Regions from separate parts of the Mus musculus genome. Here regions 1, 2, 3, 4 and 6 are each linked to region 5. The links are chromatin loops, found by intact Hi-C in ENCODE. Cell type or tissue: heart. All regions are shown on one strand. Region 1 overlaps Arl3 (ADP-ribosylation factor-like 3). Region 2 overlaps Sufu (SUFU negative regulator of hedgehog signaling). Region 3 holds the start of Trim8 (tripartite motif-containing 8). Region 4 overlaps Arl3 (ADP-ribosylation factor-like 3). Region 5 holds the start of Actr1a (ARP1 actin-related protein 1A, centractin alpha). Region 6 holds the start of Arl3 (ADP-ribosylation factor-like 3).

Region 1 (4,000 bases), 170 kb before region 5:
TCCTCAGCAGATTTCGTCCTTCTCCTTTTTGCATGGAGTCGGCGCAGCTGAGCACAGTCTGACGTTAGAAGCGGCCTCCTGTTCATCAAGCTGGTGGCGGCCACTGAGAAGGGCCCCATCCTTCCGAGTCTTTAGGCTCCTCAGGAACAATGTTTGTCTTTATGCCATAGAAAAATGCTAAGAAAGAGAAGAAGGTTTGAACGCAGATGAGGCGTCTCAGTCGGGGAGGGGCTTGCCGCTGAGCTGATGGCCTGTGTTTGTGGGATTCCCCAGGACCCACATGGTGAAGGTGTATGCTATCAGCTGACTTCCACAAGCACTTTGTACCGAGCACACACTCATGCACACACATGAAATAAGTGAACAAGTGTCATTTTAAAAAAAATAATTACAAAAAAAGAAAACAAAATTGAAGGCTCTTCGTTTGAGGTGGATGGGACCCTGTTAAGAGGTGACATGACCTTGAAATCTGTTTAAGCTTGTTAGGGAGAGCATGCGCTTGGCAGCTTAGGGTTACAGTGCCTAAACTGTAGCTGTTCCTCGGAGTCAGACTGCTTCCATAGGCCAGCACATTCCTCCACCCACCCCTACCCCCTCCACTCTGGTTTCTGTATGACCTAGTTTGTGTCTTTGGGGTCAGAGCACTATGCCTCTGCCATGAGTTGAGTGGAAATGGATTTGAGGCAGCTACATTTCTGTAGTCCAAGCCAGGTGTGGAGGCACACGCCTTCAATCCCAACACCTGGTAAGTAGGACACATGTATATCTCTGAGTCCCAGGCCAGCCTGGTCTACATAGAAATTCCAAATTACACTGTAATTGTAATTACACTGTTTGGGTCCAAATTACACTGTAAAAATTAACTTCATTGTCTTTATACAGTAAAACTCATCCCCGTCATAAACTTAACTTTTAATGAATGCTTCCTTTCACCTGACATTTAAAATAAGACGCAGCGTGGAGACGACACACAAGCTCAGGGCGCAGTACCCTGCTCTCTTTCATCTCGACTCTTAAATCAGCTTACCTTGTACCTTTCGGGCAGAGCCCTGCCAGCTATAAATATCCTCCTCCCTATTTAGCAAGCAAGCGAGCCCTGGCTAATCCTGTGATCCTGTCCTGGATGCTTGGGTTGGCACAGGGCGCTGTAGCATCAGCACTGTGTCCCCATTGCGCTTGAGATGCCATTTTCATCTTACTGGAAGGGAGAAAATATTAGCTGAACTTTCTCTTTCTGTGTCATCTCACTTAAGGGTGAAGCATCTGACGTCATTGCCAAATAAGGAAGAGTGCTCATTAGAGATTTTAAGTACTGCATTTTGTACTGTAGGTTACTGAAGGTGCCTATAGTTAGAACAGCTTTTGTATTCTCTCGCTGTACTTCACTCCTTTGTGAGTAGGAATTCGGAGGGGGGGGGGGGCAGGGGCAGGTGTCCCGGTACACACCTTTAATCCCAGCACCTGGGAGGCTGAGGCAGGATCCCTGTCAGAGGCCAGCCTGGTCTACATACTGAGTTCCAGGCCAGCCAGGGCTAACATAGTGAATCTACTCTCAAAACAGAACAAAGATAAAGCAAGGGCTAGGCATGAGGCTTGGTGGTAGCATGCCCACCCAGTTCAGTTCCTCACATGTGGAGGAAAGTTCACTCATTTCAGTGGGGCACTACAACAAGAAAATGGTGTTTTCCCTTAATTGTTCAATTTCAGATATTATAATGAGTATGTGAGAAAAACTTGGTCTCCAAACAACAGTACCCAGTGATTTCTTTCCTTTTCTATGATTTAACTGTCTGCCATGTGGGTATGTGCAGGTGCCCTAGGAGGCCAGAGGCATCGGATCCTGCTGGAGCTGGGAAGCTGCTGTAAGCTGGAACTGCTTATAAGCAGTTGGAAGCCAACCCATGTTGGTGCAAGACTCCAACCTGGGTCCTCTGCAAGAGCAGTGTGTTTTCTTCCCGGCTGACTCCCCTTTCCAGCCCTATTAAGTGGTTTTTTAGTGAGGAAGCACTTGATGAAACACTGAAAATGCAGGCCAGAGACATGGCTCACCAGTTAGGAGCACTGGCTGCCTGCCCTTCCAGAGATCCTGACAACCACATGGTGGCTCACAGCCACCTAGAATGGGATTGACTGCCCTCTTCTGGCATAAAGGTGTATGTGCAGATAGAACACTCATGAATAAAGAACAAAAATAAATAAATCAAAAAGAAAAACTGAAAATGCTGACTTTATTACTACTACTACTACTACTACTACTACTACTACTACTACGTATACAGTGTTCTGCCTGCATGTAGGCCAGAAGAGAGCATCAGATCCCATTACAGATGGTTGTGAGCCACCATATGGTTGCTGGGAATTGAACTCAGGACCTCTGGAAGAACAGACAGTGTTCTTAACTCCTGAGTCCTCTCTCCAGCCCCAGAAAACGCTGACTTTAAACTTTGTAAATGGTAAATGTTTTCTGTAGGGCTGGAGAGATAGCTCAGCAGGTAAGAGCACTGACTGCTCTTCCAAAGATCATGAGTTCAAATCCCAGCAACCACATGGTGGCTCACAACCATCCTTAATAAGATCTGACGTCCTCTTCTGGTGTGTCTGAAGACAGCTACAGTGTACTTAGATATAATAATAAATAAATCTTTAAAAAATTTTTTTTCTGTAAAATGACAACGGGGTTTTTCTTGACACTGTCTGCATGGGGATCTAAGCCAGGAGCATCTACCTGTGCCATTTAATGTGTTAATTTGACAAATTACTGTATTTTAGTGTATTTTAGGAGCATGCAGTCGGGGTGTCAGGATGAGTGCTTTTATATCCCAGTCCCCATGGGGCCTGAAGGATTGCGCTGATAATGTGTGAGTTCAATATAGCTAAGAAGAACTGAGAGGGCTGGTGAGATGGCTCAGCAGTTAAGAGCACTGGCTGCTCTTCCAGAGGTCCTGAGTTCAAATCTCAGCAACCTCATGGTGGCTCACAACCATCCGTAATGAGATCTGACACCCTCTTCTGGTATATCTGAAGACAACTTCAGTGTACTTACATATAATAAACAAATCTTTAAAAAAAAAAAAAAAGAAGAACTGAGAAACAACCTTGTTCAGGTGTTGACTTGTGAATGCCATAGACAATGTCTCCACTTCTCTGTCGTGTCTGTTTTCTTCTGCAACAGCTAAGCTATGCTCTGCGACTCTCCTGTTGGGTTCTTATAAAGGTTAGATGAAGGTCAAATGTTTTGAGCCAATAGTAGTAACTCAGGAGACTTCTCATAAATTGAAGAAGGAATTGACTCAAACCAGCCAGAGTTGAGTGATGAAAATAGAAGCAAAAGCCTGCCCTTCCTTAAACAATAACAAAACCCGCCCAGCTCCAGATTTATTCAGCCTTCATCTTAGACTAAGTCTTGCATTCTGCTGCCGGGGAGAGGCCAGAGCCGTCCTCAGCCCCAGCGCAGCGGCCACAGAGGACACGGGGGGGCTGCTCGCCCGCCTGCACATTTTCATGTCATTATCCAAAGACCAGTACTGCCGGGCGTGGTGGCGCACGTCTTTAATCCCAGCACTTGGGAGGCAGAGGCAGGTGGATTTCTGAGTTTGAGGCCAGCCTGGTCTACAAAGTGAGTTCCAGGACAGCCAGGGCTACACAGAGAAACACTGTCTCGAAAAACCAAAATAAAAAAGCAACAACAAAAAAAAACCCAACAGATTGGCTCGAATCCTTGCCTGGTGCAGTGTGGGTGAGAAACACACGCGTTTTGTGTAATTCTAAATCTAAGGCTCGGCTCAAAGGAATATCTACCCTGGCTGGGAGATTAGAGTTTATGACCTTAAAACAGTATCGTCGTTTGATTCTTCTGTGTGTTTGCTGAGACAGGATCTCTCACTATGTCACCTTGGCTGTCTTGGAACTCACTTGTAGATCAGGCTAGCCTTGAAAATAAAGATCTGCCTGCCTCTGCTCCCTGAGTGCTGGGGCTGAAGGTGTGCGCCTGGCTTTGCTT
Region 2 (4,000 bases), 56 kb before region 5:
AAAAAACAAACAATGCTGGGCATGGTGGTACATGTGTGTAATCCCAGCACATGAGCGTGTGAGGCAGGAAATGAGAAGCCAGCTTACGCTGCAGAGAGCAAGAGAGCCTGTCTGCGAGGTAAACAAGAAGTAAAAGAGCAGCGATGACTGCAGCTATAGACATGACTGCCAGCCTCTCTACGGCATTCCTCTGTCAGAAGCAACTGGACGTGAGCCCCTGACACAGGAAAAGAAAAGGGCTCAGATGTTTGCACTAGAAGTTGAAGTTGCGGAGGAGGAGGAGGAGGCAGCTCAGGAATTCAAGGTCATCCTTAGCTTCACAGAAAGTTAGAGGTCAGCCTAGGCTACATGAGACCCTGTCTCCAAAGTAAACCAAGTCAGGTATTTTATTCAAGGCCAAAGGCATTTTATTCTTTGATAAATGAAAAAGAAGAACTGAGAAAGGAAGGAGACAGAAAGCCTTAAACATACATGTATATAAATGGCCACTTTTCCTTTGGCATTAGCCAGGGACAGCCTTAGCAAAACAAAACTAAACAAAACAAAAAAAACCCCACAAGTCCTTCTGGAGCCAAGAGCAGCATGGGAGCATCCAACAGGACGCCACATCCTCCTCCTCCTCCGAGAGCTTACCCAGAAGGCAGAGGCAGAGGGAGCTAACTTGCCACAGACTCTGGGACTGCAGAGGAGGCCAGTGTCGGGCTTCACACTCGCTCCCTCTCATTAAAAGCCCAGGAAGGTTCAAGGAGAGAGGTTCTCAGGCTTGGCATGGCCTTCAGGCCAGAGCTGGGGTCTGTGTCAGTTCTGTGGTGGTGAACATACGCTGTAGTGTCTTTGGGTGGACTGTGTACATTTTCTGTTAACTATTCCATGGTTCATACTCACATACATGAGGTCAGATTCCAAGGGGCAGAGTGTACACACAGAGTATACTAGTGTGTTTGAAATGCACACAGGAAATAGCTACAAACAGGCCAATAATGCTCATATATAGTTCACCCACATTGGAAAAATTCATTTGTCAGAAAATAATCAGAGTGGGCTGCTATTTAGTTAGAGACTTGTCCTGGGGAACCTGGAAGGAAGGGAGCAAGGCAAGGGAAGGTCTCAACCTTTGCCAGACAGCCTCCGAGGCTGTGTGCCGAGGCAGATGCTCCGGCTATCCTCTTCATCCTCCGGAGGCCGGCTGAGGTCATCCCAGGCACACTTGGCACTGACGCCGCTCAGGTTAGAACCGTCTGTCTCAATGCCTTTGTCAACTCTCTCCTGCTTGAAAAGAACCAAAGAGTCAGAGTGCCTTCAGTGAACTCATGTGCCCCAAGGTTACTGACCCTGGCCCAGCCACTCCACTTCCAGTATTAGCCCTTGTAGGTGCTGAGCATGGACAGCTGCTATGAGATCAGGGTCTCATTGACCTTGTTCTGTTACAAGCATAACGGCCCCTGCCAGCCCCTGGACTCCTCTGGGAACAGGGTTAGGGGAGGCAGCAGGAATGAGCCTTGGACACTTCCTTCCCACCAACATCCAGCACAAAGGCCTTTGTGCATCTTTCAGCCCCGACAGCTGTGGCCCTCAGAGCTGATGGAGGAGACAAGACCTATTTCTCTAAGGAAAGGTGGAAGGCTTCCCCTCTTCCTGATCCTCCAACAATGATCATACATACCCCACCTCACCCCCTACAGGAGTTAGGGTAGAAGCCCGCCCTGACTTGGGAACCCATACCTGCAGTTCTTCATTATAACAGCTAGAGGGGGCCATCGCCCCAGAGCAGAAGTGCTCCCTGTGCCTCTATGCCAGCTAACTTTGGCAGAGGGCTCTGGATGGGGTTCGTTTCCATTTCCTAGGCTGCAATCGGGGTCTGAAGGGCAGTGACGGGTGCACACTTCCCCAGAGGCCTTGCCTTTGTGTAGACATTGGCACGCTTCAGTCTAAACTTTCTCCAAATGGCCTCAAGGAAGAGTTGTACTCAAAACATCGCTGGATTTTCTGGTAAAACTTAATTCTGTGGTGCTGGGCTTTGGCTCAAAGGTCATCTGGAAGACGCTAGCAACCTTGTCCATAAACAGCCATACAGGCCAAATAAGCCTCCTGTGAAAAACTCCTCAGAGCCCCCATGTCCCTGTGCCAGTCTGTCCCTCTCCAGGGCTCCTAGACAAGGGCATTGTTCTATGCCTTGGTCACAGATGGTCTCCTATCCATAAGCCACCCGTTCTTCTCTCTTCTGCTGCTTTTGCTGCCTGGATGAGGCAGGCAGGCAGCAGGCAGGACACAGCTCTAGCTGTTTCCGGCAGAGCAGAGGAGAGGGGCTGGAGCTGCTTGGGGAGAACCTGAGTTTTCTTGCCAGCAGCTGCCCTGAGACCCTCAGGGGAAGGGTCTGCTTGCTCTACTAATTCAGGGGACCAAGTTTTTTTCTGAGTATAGGAGATAAACAAGAGCCTACAGAGCCCCATGCTGTGTCCCAGCATGGCTGCAGAACAAGGCTTAGGGGATGAAGCCTCCATGGTTCTTACATAAGCAGAAGCCACACAGAAAGCAGGTTCGAAGCAGAGATACCCCTGGCATCATCGAGACCATTTCAGGGTTAAAGGTACCCAGAAAGTGGAGGAGCCTCATGTGTAAAGGAAGAGGCTGTGTGCCCCAGAACTCACAGGTTGGTAGCAAAGACCCCATAGGTCTGCAAACTACACGCCACTGTACAATTTGAAGTGCCTAGTCGCTGCCATGGCCTGCCTTACAGGCCCATGGGAGCCTTACAGAAACATGTCAAGTTCAGAGATGTCCATGGCCTGCCTCTGCTGCGAGGTGAGCAGAAGGAGCTGGGCTCTGGTGCTTCTACCCCTGCATGGTGTGCAAGAAATGCAGCAATGCTCCGGGGCTTCCAGAATGCAGCTGTGTGCCAAGCAACCATCTATTCTAAACCACAAAGTGACACTGACACTGTCCCAAGCAGTCACAGTAGTGTCAGCTGCAGACTGGCAGGGTCTAACGACTCTTCCACACATCAGAGAGTGCCAACCTACCTGGGCAGGGCTGGGGAGTGAGTTAGGAAGAATGACAGGATCATTAGACCAATCAGCATCCTGCAATGGGCTGTGGGGTCAGCATAGCCTGTGCTGCTGTCTGATACAGGGGAGGGCAGCTCCCTGAAAATGTGGTAAAATGGAGGAGTAGGGAAAGAAGCAATATTCCTTATGATTACCTTTCTTTGTTGGTGGTGATCTAACTTTAAGTTGATATGTAACTTACATATAATAAAGTCCATTCTTTTTAAATGCACACATATATGTGTCAGGCTTGCTTTTCTGGGCTGAAATCTCTGTTTTCCTATGTGAGCTGTAGAATTCAGGCGACAGACCATGCCTTATCCTACTGGCTCACACACAGAGCTCCTCCGCTCTGTCAGGATGAAAGCCAGTGGTATTTGGAAGAGTGTGCTAGCAAGGTTTTCCTCACTCAAGACATACTTGCAGGTGCGGATCGATCTCAAATATGGTTTCTCCCCGCCGCATGTCAGTTATCAGCCAGGGACCGCCAGCACTGTGGACAAGGAGAGACGGTGGTAACTGGGGGCCTGCATTGATCGGCAGACATAGCCTTTGCTGTCCCAGGCCCAGATCATAAAGGGAAATGTTAGTGGTCGGGGACCACAGAGAACTGAGTGCCCCAAACAGCAAAGCAAGAACTCTACAGGTGGGATGGAGGGAGGACAGCCACCCTGAAGACCCAGGGTCCAGGCCTCCACCTTATGGGGACATGTACTCACATGGGCACTGTCCGTAGTAGTTCCAGGATGCCCTGCCCGTTCCACTGTTGGGCTGAATGTAACTCCTCAGTGCAGACACCAACAATCTGTGGCCCAGGATAAGAAGCCACTGTGGTTTAATGTCCATCCCTCCAACTATCTGTGCTTTTTCAGGGGTGTCTTAAGTAGGGGACACATAGGTAGGGTCTGTTTCAAGGCTGGTGTCCCCAAAATGTAATGGCTCCCTTAGGAGGTGCT
Region 3 (4,000 bases), 110 kb before region 5:
ACCCCTACAGTCTTTATTAATAGCAGCAGCCTCAACCCTGGGTAAAGTGTGGGCTCTGCCTAACCGGAGTCAGGAGAGGAGGACCACAGGGCTCCTCCACTTCCCCAGGACTTGGCCTTTCCCAGATGCTGGGAGGAGTGACTCCACTTCTCCAACCCCCACACTTCCTTTAAGAAACCAGAGGCCTCTCCTGGCACAAAACCCCAGAGCTGGCCCATGCAATTGCAAACTAATTATACAGCAAATTTTGTTATCCCCGCCCTCAGCCTGCGGTGGCCCTTCTGCCTTTTGTTGGTTGTATATGTGTGGTTTTTAATTGCTAAACAGTGACTCATTTAGATTGGTCCCCTCCTTGTCTCCGTCCAGCCCCCACAACCACCAAGGAAACAGCCCGCATCTACATTCTGGACAGGCCCAGCTTCCTCCTACTGCAGCAGCCTTGTTGGCCTCCAGGGGCCCCCACCCTAAACACACACTCCCAGTTCCTACCAAACCCAGCCCAGCTCCCTTATCTTAAGACCCCTAGCAAGAGCTTTCAAGATGGCTCAGTCTTAGCTCGACTCCTTCTTCCCGGTGTGACTCAACCCAGAGTGGCAAGGGACCCGAGAGGAACCTGGGAGGAGCCCCCTTCCAGTGAAAGGGACGGAAGTATGCCCCACTCCAGTTCCCTAGCCAGGCCCAGAGGCCTAAGAGGGGGAAGGCGGTTTTGACATTGGCTGCTGCAGTAGGGTGTATACAATGGGAGGGGGTGCGGTTCGTAATCACCCAGCCGGCAGCCCAGGGGAGCCAGCTGCCTGAAACCAGATTTCAACGCGGCTCAACCTTAAACCCACAGGACTCTTTTTCCGTCTTCCCCGTCCCCTCCCTAAATGTGGGAGGGCCGTGTAAGAGGGCAGGGCTGGGAGGAAAGAGCCCAGGGTGAAGAAGTCACATACTTTAAGGTTTGTTCATGCCAGGCGCAGGCAGCATTCAAGTATAGAGAGAGCAGCTTTAGCCTGGGGAGCGTCTACTAGGACGGATTAGAAGAGCCGACAGTCGGGGACTCCTCTGGACACCCAGGCCTTGCCCAGCTAGATGCCAGAGTTCTTCTCTATCTCCGGAAGCTCCCCCCAACCCCCAGAGTGTTTCCAGTAGAGCTGAAAACTAACATGGCTGCTTTGTTTACTTCCTCATTGGTATGCCAGCATCATGGATCATGTCAGCCACAGCAGCGGCACCAGGACACTCATTACATAAACAGCAGCTGGAGAAGCAGGACCGGGGTCACTGCCTTGGTGACTTCCCGTAGAGCTTACAGAAACAATGCGGGGGGCGGGGGGGGGAAACTGCGCAAAACAGAAAAGCAACACTCCAAACTACTTCTAACAGCCTCCCCCCAATTCCATAAATGACTGAAGGAGAGATCTTAAGGGCGCAGGTGCGAGAATGCATCCAGCAGCCAGGGCCTTTCCCCCAGGACCTTGCCCCCCAAACTTTTACGGAAGAGTTTGGAAGAGGGCCTCTAGGCTAATGTCACGAGAGTCAGCTTGTGCGGATGGGTGGCTCCCAAGTCGTGTGTGTGTGTGTGTGTGCGTGTGCGTGTGTTCGCACGCGTTCAGTGTACTTGCCCGTATCTCATTCCTCCGTATCTCCACGTCACACACCGAGTGTCCCTGATGCGCGCCGCTGTAGTAGCAGCAGTACTGGCACACAGCCACCTGCTCGGCCTCGCAGTGGTACAGGCGGTAGGCGTTGTGCTGCGGGCAGCTCCAGGCCCGCACGTCGTCCGCCTCCACCAGGAGGTGCCCGCGGGCGGTGGAGGGCTGCTGCAGGTGCGTCTGCACGTGAGACTGGCAGCAGGGAGCCTCGCAGCGCAGGCAGACCTTCTGTGCCGGCAGCGGGGGGCCGCGGCGACAGAACACGCAGTGCAGTGCCGTCGGCGGCTTCTCCACGTGCAGGGCGTTGAACTTCTCCACGATGTTGGTGAGCTTCAGGTTCTTCTCCAGGCCCGGCTTCTGATTGTAGGCCTGGTTGCACTCCGGGCAGCGCACAAGGCCACTGTCCTTGGCCCAAGCCTCGCCGATGCAGCCCCGGCAGAAGTTATGTTTGCATGGCAGCTGCACCGGTTCCACGAAAACGTGCAGGCAGATGGGGCAGATGAGCTCCTCCTCAAAGCAGTTCTTCCAATTCTCCGCCATGGCGGCTGCGGGCAGGGGGCCCGGGTAGACCTCTCTAAGTCCCCAACCCTGGGGATCCGTCTGGTACAGCTGGGGACCCACCGAGCCCGGAGCTCCGGTCCCCGCCGGCCGCGCCAGTCGCTCAGTCACCAGCGCCTTCCGCGTGCCCGCCCCCCAGAGGAGGGAGCCTGGGTCCTCGCGCCGCGCGCGCCGCCGGCTGCGTCTCCTCCTCCTGGCGAGTGGCTAGCGGGAGGCGGCGGGCTGCGCCAGGGCCGCGGCCCGGGCACCAGCCCTGGAGGAGAGCGCTGTGGTCCAAATTCCATATAACAGGCCGCCTCCGGGGCAGCGCGGCTAGGGCAGCGGCGGCCCACGGCCTGCGCTCGGCCCCGCGGCTGACATCGGGGCGCGCCCCGCGGCGCACCGAGCGGGGGAGCCGCACTCTTCCTTTGGCGGCGACAGTGGCTACCTTCTGGCTGGTGCGAGCCGCGCCTTCCTCGCCTGGATCCCGGCCGAGGTCCGAGGGGGCACGGGAAGCTAGTTCGGCCGCGCCGAGGCTGGCTAGAGCCGGAGCCGGCGAGCAAGGCGCGCCAGCGGTCCCCGGGCCGTGGCGCAGGCGTCCCCCAGCTGGCCGGCCGGCTGCGGGTGGCAGGGCGCGGGCGGGCCGACTCCGGGGCGCTGCGTGCGCGCTGGGGCAGTCATTCAGATGAAATTCCAGTCCCCGGCCAGAGACACCAGCCCGCCTCTGCCTTCCTCCTCCCTTCACAAATAGAAACGGAAGGGGGAGGGAGAGAAGTGGAAAAAAAAAAAAAAAAAAAAAGGCAACCAGAGAGGGAGGGAGGGAGGGAGGGAGGGAGGGAGGGAGGGAGAAGCCCGGGAGGTGCTCCGGCCTGACCCCCTCGTCGCTACTTCTGCGCTCCCTGGAGGCCCCGCGCAGGGCGCCCCCGCCGCGGAGAGACCCCACTCCCTGTCCCCGCACTGGGCGGGCGCCTCGCCTGCGCTGAGGAAAACAAGGATTGATCAAACTAGAAAGGAATTTTTCTCAACTGCTAATGAACAGGAGGCTCGGCTCCCGGCCCTCCCCTCCCCCCGCCCGGCCCTCCCCCTTCGCCCCCCCACCCCACCCCTCCCCCCCACTTTCTTTTCTTCTCGGCCTCTGCTCCGGCCTGGAAGGCTCCGGGCTGCGGTCGGAGCCAGCCTGCGGCGGCGGCGGCGGGGCCAGGCCGAGCCAGCCGGGCCGGGTGCGTCCTCAGCGCCCAGCCATCTTGAGCTCCCAGCGGCCGCGGTGGGGACTGGGGGTCCGGGCGCGCGCTTGAGGGTCCTGTAGCTCGCTTTTCCACCCTCCCTTTGGTGGGATTTTTTTTTTCCTCCAAGGGGAGGGCTGGTGGTCTCCAACAAATTAGGAGAGAGAGAAGGAGAAAAATGCCAAGTCTTGATTTCTCTCTACCTCTGCTCCACCCATCCCGATCCTTTCCAAAAAAAAAAAAAAAATCTTTTAAAAAGATTAAAATTGGAAGAAGTCGGCAGAACGACGAGCGCCTGCTGCCCCCAGCGCTGCCCGGGAGACGCGTCCGGGGCGGGCCCGCGCCCGTCGCTCTGTCCGTGGGTCCGTTTGTCCTCCCGCAGCTTCTCAAGTGAGGGGAGGGCGGGCACTCCGGGCAGGGTCTCCGCTGCGGCTGTCGCTTCAGAGCTTTATCCTTAGATCAAAAAAAAAAAAAAAAAAAAAGAAAAAAAAAAGAAAGAAAAAAGAAAAAAAAAGGGGGGAGAGGAAGAAACCACCCCCCAGCCCGAACACTCATCACAGCCACCTTCAGCCATCTTGCGTGTATTATTTCAAGAATAATCTG
Region 4 (4,000 bases), 130 kb before region 5:
ACTGCCTTTTTCTGTCCATTTCCCTCAAAGGATGGCATGAACTGGGTCTGCAAGAATGTCAACGCAAAGAAGAAATAAAACGGAGGCAGGCGGATGGTGGCGCTGGAGCCGGGAGCTAGAGTCAGCCCTAGAAACACTGGGTTGCTGCTTTCTGACCAAATGCTTTTCTGTCTGTGCACAGCCACAGCTGTGTGGCGGGCGGGGAGGGACAGCAGCCTGAGAAAGATCCCCATCCCAGCAGTAGATTTTAACTGATCTCAGAGGCTCGGTATCGTTTTTCAAATAAAGGAATTATATTATTTCCTCTGCATAGTTGAAATAGTATTAAATGTCTCAGAGCACATGATTAGAAAGGAGCAAGCGCTTGTCCTGCCGCCGGATGATCCCAGGCGGCTGTGCTGCCTCTGTTACTGACCTGTCTGTCCCCTCACTCTCTTGCAAGTTGGAAACTGCATGGTTGGTGGTGCCGGGCAGAGACTTTTTTTTTCCCCTATCTGCAACTGAGCCAGGGCTTTGGTCTGTCCTGCAGGAGGCAGCCACTGTGGGAGGTAAAGAATAGCTGGTGATCACCAAACCCTCTGGGCAGGTAGGTAAGGGGCTGTGTGTAATCCTCACTTTTGGACAGAAAAAGAAGAACATTCTTGGCAAACAAGTCACTACAGAGCCACAGAGCCATGGCCTCTGCAGCCCCGGCCCCTCCACCTTCTCCCATCCCCTCAGCCCTGTCAGCCACACGGGGAAGCAGACTCGTAGGACTTTTGACTGTAATGACATCTGGAATGTAAGGGGAGCTGGGAGGTTTAATTCCAGAAAAATTACAAGGTCCTTAAAAAGCCCTCACGTCGAGGGCTCAGGCTAGCATAAACAGGCTTTCTCCAGCTCAGTGGAGCAGGGAGCAGCCGGCTCCGAGATTAGCTGATTTCTCTGCAGAGGGGATTTCTAAAGCTCAAAGAATTCTGTGTTTAAATGATCACAATAGGCCGATGCTATCAGATTTTAAAAATAAATGCAGCTGTGCCATGAACCTGCTCCACTGAGAAAAGCCAGGCAGATCGATTCTGAGAAGAGATCAATTCTTACAGAGCTGGCAACTAGACGGTGTGGGAAGGATCTGCTGCAGGCTGAGAGCATGGGCTGGGCCCCTCCCCCCCCCCCAAAGCCACTCGTCCCATGCTGCGCTCTTCTACCCCTTTCCAGCAACCCTGTTGTGGTCTGATCAGAAGGGATGGTACCCCCCTCCCATTCGTTCCCCCACTGCCAAAGGAGTTTGCCTGAGCCCTCAGAAATCCCAGCCTCAAACCCTGAAAGCAGACCAGGGCATAGCCTGCTCCTGAATTCAACTGTTCTGGGCAAGAGCTCAGGGCTTTTCAGAGGATAAATAAGAGGCTATCCAATGCCTGGTAGGGCCAGGGAGGCCAGCTGCCTTCTCATCCTGGGAGGTGGCCCTTTCCAAGCCCACCACGGTGTGGTGGCAAAGACAGGAAGTGCCACAGAAGTCCCTGCTCCATGGTACCCAGCTTATTCTGGACTCTGGAGAGGGAGAAACTTGGACAGTTTGAAAGGTGGCCAGGAGGAAAGCTATCAACAAAGGCTGGGGAGAGGTGTGGGGTAGCAGTGCACAGGCACGGGCCTGTAAAGACTTGCAAGACAAAAGAAGGTGAGGTTTTTAAACCTCAGCTAGTTAGCCCGCCGCCTCTCCCATCGACTTCTCTAACTCACCCGAATCCCTCTAGCTTTGAAGGGTGGCAAACAGCTATAAAGCATCGGAAATGCCCCATCTCAGGCCACCAGATGTAGCTTTGGCCCTTGAGACTTGCTTTTCCTTACAAATATGCTTCAGGATGTTGTCTGGGGGGCTGGAAGCCTGCTTTGAAGTCCAGTTTTGGAATGCTGCACCAGGGGACTCTCTCTGACTTTGGAAGAGCTTGAGTTGTAATGCATTTTTGGTCTCTTACCACCAACTAAAGGAACTGTTCTAAACAGCCCCGACCCCCACCCATACCCCCACCCCCCGGCTCCAGCTCATAGGCAGAGCGACTTGCCCTGCTCTGATCGCTGTCTCTGTAAATGTCCGCATTTGCTTCCCAGCTAGAGACACCAGAGACAACTGTGGTTGTCACAGGCTTTTATCTTCCCTGTGAGCCCTGTTGAACCCTCCGGGGGCTCCGGGGATAAATGAATGGAGCCTGAAAACTGCAGTTTGAAAGCTCCCATTTGTAAAACCAGAATGCTTGTAAAGTCCCGTTTCCTTCTGCCGTGCCACCCCTGCCCCCTGTGGCCATGGCCAGAGAACAGAGTCTGAAGCTAGAAAGGGCATGCTCCGCCCCTGTGCCTCCCCCCCCATCCCAGTGAGCCCTGGTAAGACTTTTGCTCTGCGCACCATTGCTTCTGAATGTTCAGGGGGCGAGGGCCGAGGCCAGAGGGCAGGCAAAGTCCACAGTGTATACTCCAAGCAGTTGTGGGAAAAACCGAGCCCTGCTCTCACCCTCCCTGTGTGGCTCCTTTTGGCTGGATTCCCTTCGCCCAGTGCAATACACCCTTTCCCCTTCGCTCTCCCTTGGTTACTATGGAAACAAGGGTGTCATTGATGTGGGGCTGAGCTGGGGAACATGTCGGTGCACAGCTGAAAGTCAGCGATTATGCCGGTGGTTCGCTCTGCCCGGTAGAAAAGTCCACAGCCTGAGATGCTGCAGAAGGACAGTCTTACCGAAGCCCTCCCCCACACTTCCCTCCCTCCCTCTGTCCCCTGTCTCTGACGATTTCTTTATTCCCCTCCGGACTAAAGTGGTGGCTATTTTTATGCCAGTCCGTGCCCCACCCTCACTGTTGGCCGCTCCTTATCCGGCCTGGGCCTGGAGAGAGTGACACCATGTCACCCTCACCAGGCCCAGTGTCTCCATTCCCTTCCACAGTGCGCTTTGATTCCCCCCTCCCTCTCCTTTTCGGGATGCTTCTTCCTTTATTTTTAGCTCTGCTCTCCATGTGGTTTCGGGGTTCGGTGTGATCCATCGGAAGGTTCTTTTTTTTTTTTTTTTTTAGTCCCTTTTGAAAATGATAATCAAAGGAAGGGACGCGGTGTTTGGTCACGTGGAAAGCTCAATGTATAATTTAGACGTCTGTCAAAAAAACGCAACAAATAAAATGTAGCTGCAACGAAGGCGGTCTTGGAGTGGATTGTGATCTCTGCTGGAACTCCAAGAGGGCCTAAGCAGCTTTGCCCTTTTGGAGGTTAGGTTTCCTCAAGGGAGGGCTGTTTTCAGAAAAAAAACACCACCACCAGGTGATATGAAAACCACCACCACCGCCATTGCTGCAGCAGCAGCAGCCACCCGCCTCACCTTACCCCTAGCCCCATGCACCTCCTGCGTAACTAGGCAGCACTAAGCCCACTTTGCAGTGGAAGAAACAGAGAGGCCTTTGCCTCAGCTAAGGAATTTGCCAGCATCACAGCTCCTGTAAGGATTGGTGGAGCCAGAAACCTAGGTCCCCTGCTGTCTCTAAAGGAAAAAAAAAAAAAAAAAAAAAAAACAAAAAACAAAGAAACAGTACCACAGCCCACTTCAGTCCCAGCCCTCACCTCCTGCCTGTTCAGCAGCTGCCTCCCACAGCCCTCTGCACCAGTTGTCCCCTAGGCTAGCACTGCCTGCTCTTCCCGGACTCCCAGTCCCCAGGGCCTCAGGTCCTCTCATCACAAAAGCACAGTTGCACATCTCTTTCCTTCCTTTGCATAGGTTCAGCCCCATGGATGGCAAAAAGGAGGGAGCCGTCAAGAACATTAGGGCTGCCAGGGACACTTGCAGTCACCTACTGCCTACTACTGAGTCCTCTTGCTGGAAGCTGCCCAGAGAAAATGCTAGCCTTTGGAAGGGCAGCCTGGGCTACTTGAAACCCCATCTCAAAAACTCAGAAGTCTAATGGGGACACTCATGAAAGGTGACAGGCTTAGAGGGCTATGGTCTTGCTCACCCCTTCATCTACTCCTAGGGTCCCTCCTTACCCA
Region 5 (4,000 bases):
AGCTCTCTACAGCCCATCTCCCATCTCCAGAGGCAATAAGAGGATGCCACATAGGAAAAAGATTCAGCTTTAAAGGGTGTGTAACCTGCAAAGGCATCCCTCACTTCAGGACCACCATTTGCCAATACCCCAAGGCAAGGAACTTTTCAGGATCATACAATACAACGACTGCCTGCCTGAATGTGGCCACCTCTGAATCTATTTTTGGTTCAGAAAGACCACAAGGACTTGTCTCATAACACCTGTTTTGTCTGAAGGCTGACTGAAGAAACAGGATGCAAAAAAGAATAGGAGACGAGAAAGTGCCATTTCTACCCCCAAAGACAGCCAGCCCATTTGGAAACTGATCTTTTACAGGGCATCTTTAAACTTCGGCTGAAATCACGAAGACAAGACAGAATGCGCTTCTTCATTCCTCCTGCCCACTCAGGTCTCTGTCACGCACCTGGTGGCGAGCTATGATCCCCTTCAATCCCGAGCTAATGCTTGGCTCTCCCGAAACCTGTTCTTAACTAACGTCCTAAAGCTAAAGCAGCTGCAAAGCCAGAAGCAAGCTCTGCAGAGAGAAAGAGAACTGTGCAGAGTAAGCAAAAAGTTTATCTGGAAGAGCTGCTCTGTCAAACTTCAAGAGCAACAGCTTCGCACTGAATGACAGAAGCTCCTGCGCTCGGGAAGGTCCCGAAAGAAGACTGAAAGAAGGCCTCTCCTCAACTCTTCCCTCATCAAAGGCACAATGCCCTCATCTTGCTCCCTCCTAACCCACAGGGGCGTCCTGGTTCCCGGACCGCCCTAGACTACGCGGTCTTGTGCCCTCCAAAGCCCTCTCAAATGCTCTCCAGGCCCCGCCTCACTCCCCCCCCCATCCCACCCCAGCCGCCCCCTGGCTCCCCCAAGCCCACTAATGACCCACCACAGGCGCCCCCTCCTTTCTCCACGTTTACAGTTCGCTCTTACAGTCCCCCCTCCGCTTCTGTATACACCCCCAGTTCTCGGTTGTCCTAATCCGGGTTAACCCCTCACTACTCAAGGGATCCATTAACCCTTTGTCCCCATTCCCAACTTCTGTCCTAACTCCTTCCACAGCACCAGGAAGCTCCTGGTTCCCCAGTACTTAAACCGTTTTCTTCCTCCCCCTTCTGCAAATTACTTCGTCCCGGGTGTTCGAAGCTTTCCCGGCCGGACCCCGTCCTCCCGAGGCCCAGAGCATACCAGTACTTGACGATAGCGGTAACCTGGAGCGGGTTCGGCTGGTCAGGGTAGAGGCGGCGACACTCTCCGTAGATGGCGTGCAGTCCCGGGGGAAAGAGTGAAGCAAAGGCCGGAGGGGCACTAGGGCCAGAGGCCGGGGGCGCGGCGGGACCGGGGGCGACGCTAGGCCGCAGCTCCGCCATTGGGGCGCGTAGGGCGCGCGGAGAACCCGGGAGGGTAGAGGAGGGAAAGCGCCCCTATGGGCCAGCGGACCCACTGTGGATGAGACTCCCCGAGGCGATGGGGGCTACGGCGAGGTCTAACTCCGCGCCTGCGCACGAGGCTCCGTCCGCCCAAGCCGGAGCCTTCAAGACGTCGGCCAGAGGATGCTGTGGGACCGCGGGGAGCTCCAAGGGGCGGGGCGTCAGCGTGCCCTTTCCTGACACCTATTGGCTAGTGTCTTTGCCAGTCACAAGTGGGGAAGGCGTGACTTGACAATAGACTCCGCCTCCCTGCCCCTGGGTTGGGAGCGTCCCAAGGATCTTGGCCTCCCCCTAGTGTTAGGAGGAACCCAGTTTAGAACAGAGACTTGGTACCTTGAGGCGCCAGGGTCCTATGAAAGCTCTACACAACTACTAAGAAGCGCTTAATATTGTTTTACTAATACACAATTTTAAGATAAGCTTGACAACTAATTCATTAGACAGTATGTCATTATTATTAATGTTACAACTCTAATATTTCTTGGAACTATTGACAAAAAGGGTAACTCGAAATGTGCCTGGGGAAAATGCCTGGCTGTTTTAAAAAAAATTTACCTATTCTTTCTCTTCGCCTGGATGTTGTCATCCATCAAGGTCAAGAAAAATAATAAAACAATTTCTAAACCTTTAGATGATATTTTAGGCCCGTGGTTTTGTGGCATCCAACGTACAGGTATTTTTTTATAACCTCCATTGGCTTTTGCTTCATGGGTTTTGTCTTGTTTTGCTTTTTGTTTCATTTTTTTGTTTTTCGGGACAGGGTTTTTCTCTATAGCCCCTCGCTGTCCTGGAACTCTGTAAACCAGACTAGCCTCGAAAGAGGTGGGATTAAAGGCTTCCAGCACCACTCCCGGTGCTGCTGGGATATGTGTTGGGCAAGCATTCTACCACTGAGCGACAGATGTTTATTAATGGTTTGTATTGCCCAAGTGAAGGAATGGCTGAGAGATAGAACTACTCTGTAAAATTCAACCGCCCCTGAAGTACTGACAAATCCAAACCCAACTACTCACAAGTACTTCAGACTCCAAAATTTAAGAGTGTACTGGAAACCCCTTCGAAGGGATCTCAAATCCAGTCATGCAAGATAATCATCAACACTGTGGCTCTTTAATCTACAAACACTACAGACCCCACCATGTGTAGGAAATACACTGTCCAATCTCCTAAATCCGATCGGGCTGGGACCCGGTTTGGAGCGCAAGCCCTGGGGCAAAGAATGCTGGGGATTGTAGTTCCTCCGAGGCGAGGTCGGGCGGCTCCCTGGATGCCCAGTACCGGCGACTAGACTGCGCATGCGTGTCAGTGGCGTTTGCTGCGGACCGGGCTGGCAGTTCCTTCCTCGGAGGGAAAGATTCCTCTGCCATGGAGTCCTACGATGTGATCGCCAACCAGCCTGTTGTGATCGACAACGTGAGTAGCATCTTTCCTATCTTTAAAGGGACTGTGTTCTCCTCCAGGAAGGATTGTTTCCGCGGTTTCAGCCTAGGCCGCCAGCTCTTTGTCACTGGCTCGGCCTGTCAGGCGGGTTCAGCTGCCGCCGCCCGCGTCCTCCTCACATCCATAGTTTGAAGGCAGGGCGGCCAGCCAACATCCGTGTAATGGAGAATTTGAGGGTAGACAAAGGAAAGAGCTGTAGCCCGGGAAGGGTCCGTGGACCCTTGGCTCAGGGGGCCTTAACCGTTCTCTTAGAGCCCGACACCCGCCTTCGCTCTGGTTTTCCATCACTCAATTGGCTACTCTTGCTGTCTATCTTAGCCTATTGGTCCCGCCTTTGGGCCTTGCCGGATTAGAACAGCACTCCGCAGTCATTGGCTCCGGCGCTTGTCGCTCTTCCGGTCGCCATAGTGTTTCCCTTCTGTAAGGGGCGGTGCCGTGCAGTAGAGCTGTAGGGATTGGCTCGGCAACTCAGGGTGCGGAAGGCGATGGCTGGTCCACCGGTGAAAAAGGACAGTTTCCTTGGGTGTGAGCTGGAGGGGCAATTTAGTGAACTGTATCTGGGTGGGGCCGGACAAACCGGTACCAGAAATGGCCATGGGATTTCAGTTATTTTTGTGATTATAAATTATAGTTAGTCAAGGTAAAGAAGAAAGGGGGGTGACAAAGCAGGCGAGATGCTTTGATGTTTGCAGTGCCCAGGTGAGAGGCAGGGGGATTATCAGACACAGTGGTTGTCAGGTGCGCTAGCGTTTCCAGGACGCTTTGCACCAACATGCAAGTCGAAGCCTCCCAAAAAGTGAATGGTTAAGGAGGAAGTTTGCCCCTCTTTTCACAGTACGAACACGGAAGGTGGAGGTGACCAAGGTCATACAGCAATGGTGCCCCACAACTTCATCGCCTTATCTAAATGGCAATCCTTTGCTAAGCACCGCTCCACACATGCATCGATAAAGACAAATAGAAAGAACTTAAGTATTGCTTTTATGAGGAGGGACATTTGTCTTAATTTCTGAGTTTCACTCAAAGGTTTGGTCCCTCCCACACTGGTTAGAATCTTCCTACTTTCTGGGTCCCTCCCCTGAGGCAAACTACCAGTTCCCTCTGACCTA
Region 6 (4,000 bases), 180 kb before region 5:
CTGAGGTAAGAGTACTTGCCCCCATAGAATATTTGCCCTGTGGGCACTTGGCCAGGGGAGGTCCAGGCAGCTCAAAACTCTGCAAGAGCAGACCAAAGACCACTGAAATAGCAGACTACCGTCAGGTTGCCTAGAACAAGCAGGAGAATGACGGTAATAATTAAACCAGCAGGCCCAGGCTCCTGCTTACAGACACACTCATCGGGACTCCAAGGTAACAGTGAAAACAGATACCGTGCTACCTGAGGGAACCCTGAATGTGCCTTTTCCCACAAAAGGGCCCCAGTGTGAAGAGCAGTAGATTAGTAGATAAACGGAAGGGGAGGGGTCTCTAATCTAACAACTCACCTAGTGCCTCTTTTATTCTTCCTTTTCCTTTTTTTGAGACAGGGTTTCTCCATGTAGCCCTGGCTGTCCTAGTAGACCAGGCTGGCCTCGAACTCAGAGATCCAGCTGCCTCTGCCTCCCAAGGGCTGGGATCAAAGGCGTGCGCCACCACCTTCTGTCTGATCACCTTGAACTTCTTTAGTCAAGATTCAGAATTGACTTTTCCCTCCAAGGATCCGATACAAGTAGGCAGGTAGCAGATGTTTCTGACTGTGGGGCTGGAGCCATGGCTCAGCACTTTAAAGAGCAATCGCTGCTCTGCAAGAATCCCTGGGTTCAGTTTTCAGCACCCACCTGGTGACTGACAGCCACCCATAACTCCAGCTCCCGGGTACCAAAGACACATGTGATGATGCACTTACATACATGCAGACAAAACATTCATATACGTAAAGCAAATAGTTTTAAAGGTTTTATAGAAAGTTCTTTACTTGGTTGTAAAAAAGACCTGAAAGCTTCGCACTATGTACCCAGTGCCCAGAAGTACCCAGGAAGGAGGCAGTCCTGTGCAAATTTAGGGCCAGTATGGTCTACATAGTTTTGTTCCAGGCCAGCCAGAGTTCCATAGTAAGACTCTCAAAACAACAACGACAACAAACCTGAAAACCCATACTGGAAAAATCTGCCTTTGTTTAAGTAATGGCAACTAGGTTGGTGAAAGAGGTAACGCCTGAACCCCAGATTAAACTATTGATAATAATAATAATATGTCACCCTTTCTTTGCGACAGGAATTGCTCTCTATGTACGTGACATACATGGACCTGTAAGATAGATAACAGGTAAACACACATCAACAGACTTCCAGAGATACCACTTCTACCTAAACTATGAGCTGTTGGAAGAGTTCTCTGCTTATTAACAGGTATAAACAGCTCTGAGGTGTGGGGTGTAGTGTATGTAGGTCGGTGGCAGAGTGCTTGCCTACCCTGTACAAACCCCTGCATTCTGAGTTCAGTCCCCGGGGGCAAACAGCACTCCTACCTGGGCCACAGTGTTTACAAGCAACACTATAAAATAGTTTACAAGTAAAAAAAAAAAATAGTTTACAAGTTAGTTCAAGTCCGGACTCTTATCATCTACAATAACCGATTTCTAGGGTTGTAAGGAAATTAAACCTCATATAAAAAAAAACATTCCACTAGGAAGAATGCAATTTCCACGAAGGCAGGTTGTCGGGAACCAACATGCCACAAAGGTCCTGTGGTCGGCCCTGGGCGTGAGAGGAGCGGGAGGTAGCGCTTGCAGTCTAACCCGGTTTAGCAAAATCCAGCAGATCCCAAACAATCTAACACTCCCGCTGCCAGCTAACCTCAATGCTAGGGACCGGTCCCCAACCTCCCTATCTCTCGCCCTCTCTCAGGCGACCTCCCCCAACACAGTACAAATCACCTATCCTGGATTCTAACAAGAATGTGGAGATAGAGACGTAGCCGCAACTCCTGAGCCCTAAAGCCTGGCACCCGAAGACAACCGGGGTCAGAAGGGAAGAATCCATTGGAGCCCTGGTGGGTCCCTCCGGCCACGCGGCTTCTGCAGATGCAAGTCCAGCACGCAGCGCCTGGCAGCCGCAACAGAGCAGAACCACGCTCCCTTCGGAGGCGCGGGGATTAGGAGTAGCTGTGCATTTGGCTGCACTTGCGAACTCTTACCTGGTCCCAGAGGGATGCACCCCGCGACTGCCACCAGGCGAAGCTGACCAGGAAAGCAGAACTGAAGTGTCGCGGCTAGGCCCGGGAACCACCCCCTCGCCCTACGCCCCCACTTCCGACCAATCAGAGGCCACAGGCTCCGGCCAGCCACGTGGGCGGCTTTGCACCTCCCGCTGGGTCGCTCACCAGCCCGCCCCGCCCTCCCGCCCCTCCCGAGACCGCCTGCGCAATGGGCGGGCGCTTTGGCGCGCTTGCGCACTTTGGGTAGAGAGGAGCAGAACCCCGCCCCATCCCGCTGCTCCGTTCCTCCGCTGTGCGTGCGAGGGACGTCAGGGGCGGCGCCGCAGCAGTTACCCCTGGTAACGGGGGAGGCAGGAGGAGGAGGCGGAGGAGGAGGAGGAGGGACTCGGCTTGAGGATGGTGAGTGTGGGGGCCCTGGCCCCTCCAGAGCTGACCAGTCACCCCCCCTCCTTTCACCAGTCCCAGGGCGGGGCGCTGCGCGTAAAGCCGAGGAGGACGTGGGATGGGGCTCGCCTTGATCTTTGGGGTTCTAGATCGGTTTCAGGGGCGAAGGAGGAGCCCCTAAAGTGGGCCTGGAGGGAGGCCTAGGCCTGGAGAGAAAAGAGGGGTTTGCGATAGATTCGAGGCATGGAGTGCTTGGCTAGCGGGGAAGCCTGGGCACCATCATCTTTCTAGGGACTGGGATGAAGGCGACTCTAGAGCTGCGGAGATCAGACCAAGCTCTCAGATCTTACTGCAGAGTCGACCTCTCGGCGCCTCGGGACTGTGGGGTTCATCTGAGAACCAGCCAAAAGTGGGAGAGGCGCGGCTCTACTGTCTTTGAGATCACCCTGGCAGCACCAGGGAGCTGTAACCTGGCTTTCCTAGATGCTCGCGTCTCTGAGTGAGAGGTGTGTAGGGAGTAAGTCCCAGGACAATAAGAGGTACCGCTGGGAATGGATGTCTCTGTGGTGGGTGCGCTCCTGCAGTCCCAACTTAATCGCTGAAAGTTCTGCGAAGAAATAATGGTTGTTGATGAGCGATTTTTTGCTCCGTATTTATTCCATGTAGATAGAAGCAAATTAACCTCCCGTGTCCTAGCTTTTCCTTCAAATTTGCAGTGTCCTTTTGCCTGAGGCCACAGGAGGACCAAAGGTCTTCACCTCAAACTAAAAAGAATGAACAATAGAAAGTGAGCATCAATTTGAAGCAAGCCTTGTCTCCGTTAACCTTAATTAAGGCTTTTCCAAAGTGTATGATGTGTGACAGATTTTTGACCAGAAACACTCGGTTCCTTGTTGATTTTTTAAAATCGTTATTTTATTTAATGTATATGTATGGGTGTTTAGCCTGAATGTATGTTTGTGCTCCACGTGTGTGCCTGGTGCCTGCAGAGGCCAGAAGAGAGCTTTGGTTGCCTGGAACTGGAGTTACGGATGTCTGGGAACCATCGCGTGGATGCTGGCAAATGAACACTGAGCGTTGCTGAACATCTCTCTGCCCTTGTTGATTCTGTACGCGGTAGATGGAGAGTAAAAATGAAGTTATGGGGAAATGAATATTTTTAGAGCTAGTCAAAGAAAACTTGATATTAAGGCATTTAGAACAGGTTGGTTGGCTTACTAACTGCTCCGAACAGGTTCCTGTTGCCCCCCCCACACACACACACACAATATTTTTGTGAAAATATTGAGGCATTTCTGTTGACTTAAGAAGCAAAGCCTAGGGCTGGTGAGATGGCTCAGTGGGTAAGAGCACCCGACTGCTCTTCTGAAGGTCTGAAGTTCAAATCCCAGCAACCACATGGTGGCTCACAACCACCCATAATGAGATCTGATGCCCTCTTCTGGTGTATCTGAAGACAACTACAGTGTACTTACATATAATAAATAAATAAATCTTTAAAAAAAAAAAAAAAAAAAAAAGAAGCAAAGCCTAGGGCTAGGGGTATAGCTCAGTGAG

Evidence for each region. Peaks named below come from ENCODE experiments on the same cell type or tissue, not always from the same donor. Only the 100,000 strongest peaks of a DNase experiment are listed, where the experiment ranks them.
Region 1: a loop joins it to region 5, with 2.5 times the contacts of the local background. A loop is called at or near these places in 3 of 42 quality-filtered maps.
Region 2: a loop joins it to region 5, with 4 times the contacts of the local background. A loop is called at or near these places in 22 of 42 quality-filtered maps.
Region 3: it touches region 5 in a loop (4-fold over the local background); 12 of 42 quality-filtered maps call a loop at or near these places.
Region 4: it touches region 5 in a loop (2.1-fold over the local background); 6 of 42 quality-filtered maps call a loop at or near these places.
Region 6: it touches region 5 in a loop (2.7-fold over the local background); 4 of 42 quality-filtered maps call a loop at or near these places.

Annotation. Positions count from the first base shown.
Region 1 is chr19:46,560,403-46,564,402 of GRCm38, reverse strand. The region is part of intron 1 of Arl3 (ADP-ribosylation factor-like 3); the gene reads left to right. Among named protein-coding and RNA genes, the nearest start is that of Arl3, 11 kb to the left of the region's middle. In heart, a CTCF peak has its summit at 2,140 (motif pointing left); DNase peaks (open chromatin) are centred at 1,092 and 2,002; H3K27ac peaks cover 2,093 bases.
Region 2 is chr19:46,450,428-46,454,427 of GRCm38, reverse strand. Sufu (SUFU negative regulator of hedgehog signaling) reads right to left here. Exons shown (of 12, transcript NM_001025391.2): 5 at 3,764-3,849; 6 at 3,465-3,537; 7 at 1,113-1,266. Among named protein-coding and RNA genes, the nearest start is that of Trim8, 49 kb to the left of the region's middle. In heart, a CTCF peak has its summit at 1,741; DNase peaks (open chromatin) are centred at 665, 1,375 and 1,807; H3K4me3 peaks cover 410 bases; H3K27ac peaks cover 2,441 bases.
Region 3 is chr19:46,500,621-46,504,620 of GRCm38, reverse strand. Trim8 (tripartite motif-containing 8) reads right to left here and starts at 2,973. Exons shown (of 6, transcript NM_053100.2): 1 at 1,608-2,973. The coding sequence starts at 2,177. In heart, CTCF peaks have their summits at 456, 1,766 and 2,444; DNase peaks (open chromatin) are centred at 840, 2,340, 2,840, 3,000 and 3 weaker places; H3K4me3 peaks cover 4,000 bases; H3K27ac peaks cover 4,000 bases.
Region 4 is chr19:46,527,417-46,531,416 of GRCm38, reverse strand. It overlaps Arl3 (ADP-ribosylation factor-like 3), which reads left to right. Exons shown (of 6, transcript NM_019718.3): 6 at 31-308. The coding sequence ends at 78. Among named protein-coding and RNA genes, the nearest start is that of Trim8, 28 kb to the right of the region's middle. In heart, CTCF peaks have their summits at 530 (motif pointing right) and 2,254; DNase peaks (open chromatin) are centred at 296, 2,406 and 2,816; H3K4me3 peaks cover 3,294 bases; H3K27ac peaks cover 4,000 bases.
Region 5 is chr19:46,394,494-46,398,493 of GRCm38, reverse strand. Actr1a (ARP1 actin-related protein 1A, centractin alpha) reads left to right here and starts at 2,753. Exons shown (of 11, transcript NM_016860.2): 1 at 2,753-2,864. The coding sequence starts at 2,817. Sufu (SUFU negative regulator of hedgehog signaling) reads right to left here and starts at 1,598. Exons shown (of 12, transcript NM_001025391.2): 1 at 1,210-1,598. The coding sequence starts at 1,391. In heart, CTCF peaks have their summits at 1,519 and 1,725 (motif pointing left); DNase peaks (open chromatin) are centred at 1,613, 2,733 and 3,273; H3K4me3 peaks cover 4,000 bases; H3K27ac peaks cover 3,265 bases.
Region 6 is chr19:46,571,498-46,575,497 of GRCm38, reverse strand. It overlaps Arl3 (ADP-ribosylation factor-like 3), which reads left to right and starts at 2,316. Exons shown (of 6, transcript NM_019718.3): 1 at 2,316-2,458. The coding sequence starts at 2,456. Sfxn2 (sideroflexin 2) reads right to left here and starts at 2,133. Exons shown (of 12, transcript NM_053196.3): 1 at 2,039-2,133. In heart, a CTCF peak has its summit at 2,068; a DNase peak (open chromatin) is centred at 2,257; H3K4me3 peaks cover 2,756 bases; H3K27ac peaks cover 2,332 bases.